Linked DNA regions of Mus musculus: region 2 is linked to region 1. Evidence: chromatin loops called from intact Hi-C (ENCODE). Cell type or tissue: left cerebral cortex. All regions are shown on one strand. Each heading gives the region's core, and the rest is flanking DNA. Links, peaks and the distances in the headings are about the cores only.

Region 1 (5,371 bases), core at 180-5,179:
GCCATCCTGTGACTTTAAGTGAGAAAATGATGGATGAGCAGGGGTGTACTGCGAGGCAAAAATGGCTAAGAGACTCGTTTCCTTTTCCCATCTGTTCAGGAAGGACGTCAGTGAGGTAGACTAAACATAGGTCCTGCTCAGGGTTCCGAGTGCGTGCCTGTGGCCTGTGTGAACACAGCAGCCGTCTGCTAAGGGACCTTCCTCCAAGCCGTGGCAGACAAAGGCAGTCAGATACCAGCCTGCTGGGCTTGAAGAGAAGCAGGGCAGTCCTAGACTGTCACAGCAGTCGGCAAGGACCTGGGGCTGTCCTCGGGGAGTCTGGCATTGTAGTGGCCACACTTTGTATTGGCCAACAGTGAAGAAATACACTGGATCCGAACTGGGGCTCACGGGCACTTTTCGATCTGGGCACCACTATAGTGGTCCCTACATCCCCTGACACATACATTCGCCCACAGGAAAGCAGAGCCGCTGCTGTCCTTTGGATATGATGGGCAAGCACCTGCACTTCAGCATTGCACTGGGGCATGGACCTAGTCGAGGTCTAGGAGACCAACTGCCCCCGGTGCCTTCACCCCACTGTTGGCCTTTGGCACAGTCTTCCAGACCCAGACTCAGACGCAGACCAAACCCTAGTTGAGCGGTAGAGGATTTCCGAGGAAGAGCCCCTCAGTTCCCCCTTTCTCCGACCTATCCTTCTCCATTTCTGTACTCTGCTTCTACTCTCTTCCCTAGGTAACTCAAGGTCTTCACCTGCACCAGACCCTAGAGCCTTGGTGGGTCTTATGACTAAGGAGCTGATATGCTGTGGCAAGGCTAAACTAGGCTTTGCCAGTACTCCCACTTTGTTATGGGCCAGCTTACTCTTCCAAGCCTCAGTTTCCCTCCTGGTGATGTTAACGGTCTTACTTTGATGATTTTGGCGGCAGGGGCGGCGGTGCACGGGGTGGGGTTGGGGAGCAGTCCTGGCTTGAGGTCCTGAGGATCTAGAAATAGCCACAGCTTTTGCAGGACAAGCTTTGCCAAGCCCCTTGGTCTGAATTTTATAGTAAGGACTGAGAAGAATGCTCCCAACCTTGCCTTTAGGGTCTGCAGCTTCCTAGTTGCAAGGTCCTGTCTGATTGGTCCCTGAGAACAGTGGCTAAGAGACAGCACAGAGCTGGAAGCAGGGCACACGGGTGCTTCTCTATTTTTCATTTGCTGTGCTCGTTGGAAACAACCTTGAAGCAACTAAATAGGGAGAGTCACCAAATAGCTTCCAAAGAGCGAGAAAATACAACTCCTCATTTACCTATCCAGGCTCAGGAGGCCGAGGCAGGAGCATCTTGAACTCAAAGATCGCCTGGACAACTTCGTGATAGGACACTTGCCTAGTGTGTGTGGTCCTGGGTCAGGCTCACGTCTCCAGTGTGAGCAGCTCTGAAATCACGTGTAAGGATGCACGTAAACAAGTCCTGCCCAAGTCCTGTACACTTCACAGACAGGACACGTTAAGTATGGATCTGTGTATAGGAATTCTTCCCATAGTTATTCAAATACAACCTCACAGAAAGGTCTTGTAAAGGGCAGCTGTTATGTGCCCAGCTGCTAGAATCATGCTACAGGAAAAAAAAAAAATCACGATTCACATCCACGTTGTTTAGTAAAGGGATCAGTGACCTGAAATATCCTTAGAAGTTGGCATGTGAGATAAAGGTAGAAATTTGCCATTTGTGACAGTCACTAATTTAAATTTCCCCCTCTTGTTTGCACATAAACTATGTATTTACAAGGGGCACGTTAAGGTCCTCCAGACTCAATGAGTCAGTCTGGGAGGCTATATATCCTGTTGGCAGGTTATTTATTCCCCTTAAGCTTCCCTTCTCTCACGTGCAAGATGCAGATAATAGCATCCATGTCAGGGTCCTTGTGAGGGTTATTTGTAGCACTTGGCAGGATGACAACGTAAGTGCCCCAAGCATCTTAAGTATTCTTATTAGTGTGCTTATTAGTGTCTGTGCTTCAAGAGAGACACAGCCTACCAAACGGATTCACCTTTCATTGGCATTAGAGTGCTACCCTTAACCAAGCTTTGGGGAGGAAAAAAATAGCTGCTTCCCTGGTTGGATGGAGAGAGATTTTAAAATTCCAGCTGTGGTCTTTGTGACCTCAAACAAAAGGAAACCTTTCCTAAAAGTAATTTGGGGTGTAAGCCATGATTACATCTAGGGCTCAGGAAGCCAGAAGCCCAGAATTCAATGCCACACACACACACACACACACACACACACACACACACACAGAGAGAGAGAGAGAGAGAGAGAGATTCTGGATACATTGCCGTATTTTGTAGCTTAAACCTAGTCAATTGTTGGTGTTAAAGAAAAGGGATTGTGAAAGACATAGCTAAATACTATGGTTCAAGTGTCTCCTTTCTTTGCACATGTTTATTTCTATCTACTATTCTGTGGCCACTTGCTTCTGTATTTGTCTTTTTCTTACAGCTTCACTTCCAAACTAAACAGCACTCACTAATCCCAATGCATACCTCCTCAGGTGCCAGCGCTGAGCCTGTGTCTATGTCTGCAGCGTATGTAAATACTGGCGCGCCTCTGCATTGGTAAAGCCGTAGGTGTGCATGGTCTGTTCTCACGCGGTGAGTTGGGGTGTGTAAATGCATGCGGGGGTGTGGGACCTCACCAGCAGCCACCATCACTGCCACTCACTAGTCCTGTTCTTTAAACCGGTTCTTTGGAGGTTCAGTTTTTGGTAATTAAGACTAAGGAGTGTTTTAAAAACAGAAGTACATTTTCCTGGAAACCAGCAGTCTTCATTTGCAACTTTTATTGGCAGACCTGGCGGCCAGTAAATGCATTCCTTGGCATCTCTCAGAAAGTCATTCACTCGGCGAAGTGGCTTTGCCTTTTCTGTAATGTGTACATCAATTTAAAGGGGCCTTCTGGAAGGAATGTGTCGCCGATGGCTGAGAAAGCCCCAATCTCGGGTCACTTCCGACTCTAGGAAGAACATCCCAGATCTATGCCTGCGGGGATGCTCACTGGGATAGGACTAGTCTCTGGGGAAGTGAAAGTTGCCGCCCGAGAAAATTGGGAGCTTCCTTCCAGCCACAAGGTCCTCAGTCAACCTGTCCCCTCACCCCCACCCCACCCCCACTCCCGAGAGGCTCCAGAAGGGAAGGGACCGTCCTTCGCCGGCCTCTGGAACCGGAGCGACCGCAGAGGCAACGCGGAGGTGAAGCAGCGGGCGGCAGGGGGCGCTCGGAGCACGCGCAGTGTTGGGGTCCCGCACGAGCAGTTCCGGAGGAGCAAGACTGGCCCAGAGCACCTAACCGCGGGGAGCTGGGCTCGAAGCTGCCCAGTGGTCCGAGGTTTCTATGTGTCCCCTCCTTTCTTGCCTTTGTCTCCTGGGTAGTAGAAAGCTGCAGAGTCGGAAAGAGGCTACAGGTCCCCGTGGCCACCCCTTCCATCTCCAGTCGCCTGGGAGCCTCAGACTTCGAGCAAGGCTCGCCGCGCAGAATCAAGTGCTAACTTTTTGTATCGTACCTTAAGACCTGCAAACACCCAGCTTTAGTCCAGGGCACCGCGGGTGCCCCCCAACCCCACGTCCCCGAAAATGAGAACTGTGAAACCGACTGCTTCTTGTGCACTCTAGGTCTCCACATTTGCTGACCCAGAGTACAGTGAGGTGCACTATGGGGTGCGACCCAGAGTTGGGGCCAGCTGGGATTGCAGGCGGCAGACTAGGGGTCTCTACGAAGGGCGCCCTGGAAGTCAGGAAGAAAGACCCACTGTAGCACTGTGGTGCCTGAGTTCTTGGCAGGAGACACCGGACCAGCCCTCGGTCTGCAAGGTGCAGCCATCTCCACTGGCCCGGGCATCCCGAATCGTTTTGAGGGTCTGTCCCTCAGAGCACAGCGTTTCTCCCAACACCTATGGACCAGGGGGTGTGGGTGCTAAAGGGCAAAGTTTTCTCTGCAGCCCGGGGAAGGTGCTGGCTTCGCCCCACTGCCCGACGGTCGGCGCCAGTCCGCACCCCGTAGTTCCTGGCAGCGCAAGTCTCCCCGGTCTGGGGACCTGCTTGTATTTTACAGGTCACCCGCGATGTGAGGAGGCTGGGAAATGAAGGGGCCTCTGCCTTCCCAGGCCCTAAAGTTGGCTGCCACCATGAGTCTGTTGGGAATCTGGTTCATGAGGATCCAAGGCACGGGCTTATGCCGGCATGCACGACCCATTCTTTCCCATCGTCTGCCCCTTTTCAAATTTTCTTCTTCTTCTTCTTCTTCTTCTTCTTCTTCTTCTTCTTCTTCTTCTTCTTCTTCTTCTTCTTCTTCTTCTTCTTCTTCTTCTTCTTCTTCTTCTTCTTCGAAGGGGCAGTTTGGCTCTTCATCTACCTCTTCCTAGACAAAGAAAGGCTCAAGTCTTTGGTGAGCAGGCTCCAAAGTTAAAGATTCATTTCTCCTGTGTTTTGTGGCCTCGTTATGGCTCAACTCCACTCTGAACCGGGACTGGCTGTGGAAGTGTGGAGCTTTCCTGTAAAGGGCTGACAAATGGATCCACCCCAGGGGTTAAAGAGCAGGTGTTGGCTCTCTGTCCCTGTAAGCAATTAGAGAGGCCAAGAAGACTAACTTTGAGAACTTGGGAGATGACTTTAAATTATCTCATGCAAACTTCCTGCGGAGGGCCATGTCTAAATGGACGACTATCTGATTAATTCAACCAAACAAATAAGCAGTGTAATCATTTTGTGTTCGAAGTAATCAAAAGACAAACGCCTTTTTTCGTTTTTGTTTTGTTTTTTTGTTTGTTTGTTTGTTTGTTTTGGTAGAAGTCGTTCAAAGGAAGGGGTTGAATTAGAGGAATCCCGTTATGAACGTTCTGCTGTCAAGCCTCCGAAGGAGGAAGTCGATTCACAGGAACTCGCAGCCACCCAGGTGTTTGCCCACCCACCCCCATCCCCACCGCGCGCCTTCTCCCTCTGGTGAAAAGTCACACGGATGACAAAACCTATGTGCCGCCTGATGGTTTGATAACAAATAACGGGCTTTGACCTTAGGACATCCTCCCCTCCCACGGACTTCTGGAGAGGAAAAAGGCCAAATGGAGGACTAAGGGAATTCTCTAAATAATTGAAAGACACCTCCAAAGGGACTTTGCCCTACTTGTCTGTCGTGGTAGCCTCGTGGGAAGTTTCCCATACACACTGCTGGGACAGTTGTCGCCGGCCCAGGCCCACTTCATCTTCCAGCTGGGAAAGCCACCTCTACTGACACCAGCCCCCTGGGGAGCCGTGGAGGGTTGTACCATCTCGGGTACAACTAGTCCTGACCCTCGATGCACACGCAGGGGCTTCCAAAGGCTAAACACCGAACCAA
Region 2 (5,371 bases), core at 109-5,108, 540 kb after region 1:
GGTAAATGGTATGCCTCACTCCTTATATTAGACTCCTGCCAAGGAATCACAGCCAAATTATCTTGGTTTGCCTACACACCTAGTAATGGTTTTTGTCTAGCAAAAGATTTATAAGAGCCTGTTTCAAAGGATAGGCAAGGACCAGAACCATAACAAACTGAGAAAGCTCTATCCCCAGCACTCCTTCCTCAATACTAAAATACATTCAGCTCCAGGAGCACATTAGATAGGCATATATAGACTCTATAACACAAAGAAAGCCACTCAGAATCACAAGGACAGGTAAGATACTGTGGTGGTTGGTCTGAGTTACAATGGCCCCCGTAGGCTTATATATCTGAATGCTTAGTAGTCACAGAGTGATGCTATTTGAGAAGAATTAAGACATATAACCTTCTAGAAGACAGTGTTTCACTACGATATCTCTCTCTCTCTCTCTCTCTCTCTCTCTCTCTCTTTGCCTCTGTCTCTGTCTCTGTCTCTGTCTCTGTCTCTGCCTATGGATCAAGATGTAGCTACTTCTCTAGCACCAGAACTGCCTACTGCCATGCTCCCTGCCATGATGATATTACAGTCCTCAGGTCATACCCCATCACTGAAGGAAGTCAGGGCAAGAACTAGAGACAAAAACTCAACAGAAACCATGGAGAAATGCTTAGCCTGCTTTCTTATACATCTCCAGACCACCTGTCTCAGGAGTCCCTATCAGTCCCACTATGAGTTGGGCCTACCCATATCAATTATTAATCAAGAAAAAGCCTTACAGACTTGCCTACAAGCAATCCAATGGAGGCATTTTCCTCAGCTGAGGTTTCTCTTCCCAAATAACCCTAACTTATGTCAAGTTGGCAAAAGCACAAGGGAATACTCACTCATACTGTAATTTCCCTTACAGTCTTGAGTAATACTATTCTACAGGCGCTGCCTTTTCATATGCATTGTCTTCAGCTCCTCAAAGATCTTAGTAGGGACAGGATATATATTACATAGCTTGTACCAGAGCAGCCTCAAAAGGCCTGCACACTACAGATGAACATTAAAAATGCATTCTGTTCGTAGTGAAAGTCAGTCAACATTTTTCAAGGCCCACTACCTAAAGCCGTGTGGGAGGAACTAGGATGAAAATGAGAAAATCTTTTCTTAAAGCTGTTGACAAACCTGGTCAACTCAAGCAAGCAAGGAAAAAAATACAGAGGAGTGTCAAGGAGGTGATGTGTCAGGGAAGTGATGGGTAGTAGGGCAGAGCTCAAAGGCATCTAAGTTTTCAAACCTGAAAGCACAGCAGGTGTTTGGAGTCTGAAATGAAATGAGAAACCCAAAACTCCTGGTCAGGAAGTGGTATTTTTAAGTATTGATAGTACTTCAGGAGAATCCTTGCTGGGGGTAGGAGTGGTGGGCACTTCCAAGGCTTCCTTCCCATGAAGTATCTACCAAACAACAGTTTTCAACTATTTAATGAGATTCCACTTCTAAGCTGCACTGATACAAAATGCTGGCCGCTTACATTGCTATACGCCATACTAACATGGCACACAACATCCTAACTCAATTTCTTGATAATACTAAGTGAAAGTTTACTTTAGAGAGTATGTGAATGCAGTTAACATCTGGGCTTAAGAACCAGTCTGAAAACTTGGGAAAAGAGAACCATCTGAAAGATCTCTAGCATTAGAAAAGAGAGGTGACATGGGGGGGGGTGCACAGTTCTATGGTAGAGCACCCCTGAGGAGTCCCTGACTTGACGTTTTTATCCTCAACCCTGGACCCTTTTCCTACCTCTTCTATCTTACTAGTTGGTAAACGTTTATTTATCGAAAGTACCTTAAACAAGATGCAATGATAACTGAAAGAATGATCAGTAGCTAGTAACTGAAATAGTCTAATGTCTGGGAACTGTGTATCTGCTCTTTGGTAAAACGAGAGAACTTTAAGACCACTTCCAACCCCAACAATACACTTCCTACCTGTTGGGCTTCAGGTAATTCAAACTCATTTTCCTCAATCTTAAACTGGAAATAAGGACTTTGTTGTATGGAAGCTAACTAGTCAGTATTAACCAAGTAACTCCGATATGGTAAGTATGCTGGTGTGGGCCATATTAGCTTTATTATCATCTTTACCATCTTCGCTTTAGCATTGACCACCATCAGATGTCCTGGGATACACAGAAAACAGATGCCCTACAGCAAGTAACAAGGACATTACTTCAACACCCCTGAATCTCACTCTACACAACTTGACAAGGCAGTGGTTAGCCTTATCTGTTGCCATACCTCTATGAGATGACTGTCATAAATTAGTCATGCCTAGCATAGGCCATGGGGTCCCAACATTCAAGACAGCACAGCCTAATTACCTCACCCAAGGAGTTCATGCCTTTGGAATTAGAAAAGTCGGTCTCACTTTGGGACTCCACATACTGACATATTCCTCGCCCCTTTCCTTCCCTGCACCAGGATCTACAAAGTACGAAATTCCTTCCAAGAGCTCACTTGGGCTCCAGGAAAGAAACTACAGTCACCCAGGGGACAGGTGGAGCAGAGTGGTCCGGTTGCTTAGCACCACCAGCTCACACCCCCAGAAGGATCAGAGAGCCATGCTGCTGGGGCTGAAGCTGTCCCATCCCGCAGCCGCTCACACCTTCCGGGACTCGTGGAGCGCAGTTCCCGGTGGCACAGCGGCCCTGCGCGGGGAGGCGGCCCACGTGCCCCCGGGCTACAGGCCGCTCGTCCCCGCCCCGCACTCACCTGTCCGGTGATGCCAGTGATGAGAGCCACCTTCCTGAGCTTGCCCATCTCGCCATCCCCGGAGCCCGGGTAGCTCGGGCACTTAGCGGGAGCTTGAGCCATGTCGCCTCAGGCGGGTGAGCGTGCGGCCGAGAGGAAGGCGGAGTGGAACGAGCCGCGGGCCGGCAGGGACCAGGGTGCGCGCGCCAGTCGTTTCACGGAGCTGCAGCGGCCGCCACGGTCTGACAGGGCGCGCGGGAGGCCGGGCGTGGAGCGAGGGGCGGGCCAGCTTAGTCGGGGCGGGCGGCGCGAGCCGGGCTGAGGCCTGGCTGGCGCCGCGTCACTCGCCCAAGCAGCGACGCGTCAGCAGCGCCCCCGACAGCTCCGCCCCTGCCGGGGTCTCCGCGCTGAGCCACGCCTCTCTGGGGGCGGGGCCTGAGGGCGCCGGGCCCCTGGAAGAGGAAGGATGTAAGTCTGCGGTCAGAGTAGAGGATATGGCCTGCATGGGCCTCGGTCTCCGGGAATCCTCATATCGCCCCATGATGCCAGGAGGAATGACGAGCTGACCTTCTCGGTAGGAAAGAGCTCTGAAATCCAAATCTAGGTATCCAAGGCTGGAGTCATCGACCTTATTAAATTTCTAGAAATCTGCTTCATTGTCTTTGTGAGCAGGTCAGTTTTAACATTTCTCGAAGGCACTAGAGTTTCAAGGCTACTCTAACCTGTGAATCTTCTGTGAACATTAGCAGTTTGCTAATGTTTGGACTAGTTTGGGGGTTCCCGGTAATTCCGTTCAAGGAACAGTATTTACTTCGAGGGCTGGAAGTTTCTGGCCCCGCCCCCATCCTGCATAAGGAAACAATTGACAAAAATCCACAGGTCAGTAAAACCTGTACAAATTTCATGAGGTGGGGTTGTTGCAGTGTCTTTTGAACTTGTTTCTATTTAGTGCATGCACACTGACAGATTCACTGACTGAGAAAGGCTGACAAAGGACTCAGACATAGGGACAAGGGTGTAGGGAAGAAACACACACACATACACACGTACACACATACTGTCCAGCTTATCTCTCCAATAAACATCCTCAAACCGTCTTTCCCTTTGCAAACTGAGCTACTAGGACAGGGCCCAATAGAACCTGCTAGATATGATACAAACCTGTAGTTCCAAAACCAGAGTGCCCAAACTCCTCGGAAACATTCCAAACTTTATACATAGGCTTGTCTGGTTTAATATTTTTACCTTTCCTCTAGCGCATTCTATATGGAAAATGAGACCTAGAAGTTGGGGAAATATATTCCTTAAGGCAAGAAATGTCTAAAATCTAGATGATCTTTAACTATTGATTTAGTTTTATGTAAATATGTTGTAATGTAAGGATAAATAGAAAAAAATGAATACTTAGGAGAGATATGTCCCATTTGTTCTGTAGGTCTGACACCTTCTATCATACTAATGAATACTAGGAATTTATCTGTCTAGTAAAAAATTTAACAGAAAAAAATCATAAAAATCAAATATGTATTGGATGTGCTGAGCTATGGCTTGGTGGTAAAGCACTTGCCTAATGGGATTGATGCCCAATAGTACAAAAGTAAACAAATAAAACCAATATTTTTTAGGGCCTGGAAATGCAAAAATAGTAAAGAAGATATTGCAAACTGTCAGAAATAAAAAACTGTGTCCCTTAAACATCCAACCGGTATTTCCTTTATTACCATCCTAGAATCTGGATATTCAAGATCGGGGTTGACTTCCTCTGAGGCCTGTCTCCTGGCTTGTAGATGTCACCTTGCATCTGGTCATGACACACTTCCTCTCCATGTGCTTGCGTTCCAATTTCCTATTGTAAGGACAGTGACTCCCTTTCATTAGGAACCACCCTAATGACCCCACATTACCTTAATTTCCATTTAAAGACCATAGCTCCCAGCCAGCCAGATGGCCTGGTAGGTAAAGGCGCTTGCCATCCTGAATCTAATACCTATACCCACATACTGGGAGGAGAGAATGAAGTCCTACAAGCTCTCCTCGGCCACACATTTAAAAGAAAAAAATAGTAAACAAAGTAATTAAAAATAAAAGGTATCCAATTACCAATTACTTTTTGTTTTAATTATTTTTATAAAGTTTTTTGTTTTGTGATTTTGGTTATTTATTTATTTATTTATTTATGGTTTCCTTTGTTTTATTTTTAGACAGGGTCTCATGTAGCCCAGGGCTGCTGGCCTGCAATTCATTATATAGCCAAGAATGACTTTAAGTTTCTTTCCCCCTGCCCCTACCTCTTGCTTACTCAAATTATATGCATGGACCACTACACCATGCTTATGTGGTTCCAGGGATCAAACCAAGGATATTGTATATACTAAACAAATACTGTACCAACTAAACTATAGCCCCCCCCCATTGCCTTTTTTTAAAGACTCAGTCTTGAGGTGATGAAGTCTTACACTTCAATATATGAAATAATAGAGAGACACAATACATCTCCTTACAGACAAAGGGGAAAGACTTTTCTTGTTGGTTTGGTTTGGAAGCATGGAAGACAGTTGGTAGTGGGCATCATTGTAATTCCCCAGTAACCTTAGGGGAATGTGTGCAGTCAGCATAGGGACTGGACAACATGAGATTTCTATTAG

Evidence for each region. A loop is a pair of places that touch in the nucleus more often than their neighbours do. Peaks named below come from ENCODE experiments on the same cell type or tissue, not always from the same donor. Only the 100,000 strongest peaks of a DNase experiment are listed, where the experiment ranks them.
Region 2: a loop joins it to region 1, with 6 times the contacts of the local background. A loop is called at or near these places in 3 of 42 quality-filtered maps.

What each region holds. Positions count from the first base shown.
Region 1 is chr13:31,798,115-31,803,485 of GRCm38, forward strand. No RefSeq gene overlaps it. Among named protein-coding and RNA genes, the nearest start is that of Foxc1, 5.8 kb to the right of the region's middle. In left cerebral cortex, for the core only: a CTCF peak has its summit at 3,248 (motif pointing right); DNase peaks (open chromatin) are centred at 2,978 and 3,270; H3K4me3 peaks cover 898 bases; H3K27ac peaks cover 326 bases.
Region 2 is chr13:32,335,635-32,341,005 of GRCm38, forward strand. Gmds (GDP-mannose 4, 6-dehydratase) reads right to left here and starts at 2,910. Exons shown (of 11, transcript NM_146041.2): 1 at 2,748-2,910. The coding sequence starts at 2,849. In left cerebral cortex, for the core only: no CTCF peak of the experiment used is centred there; DNase peaks (open chromatin) are centred at 2,272, 3,100 and 3,786; H3K4me3 peaks cover 1,820 bases; H3K27ac peaks cover 789 bases.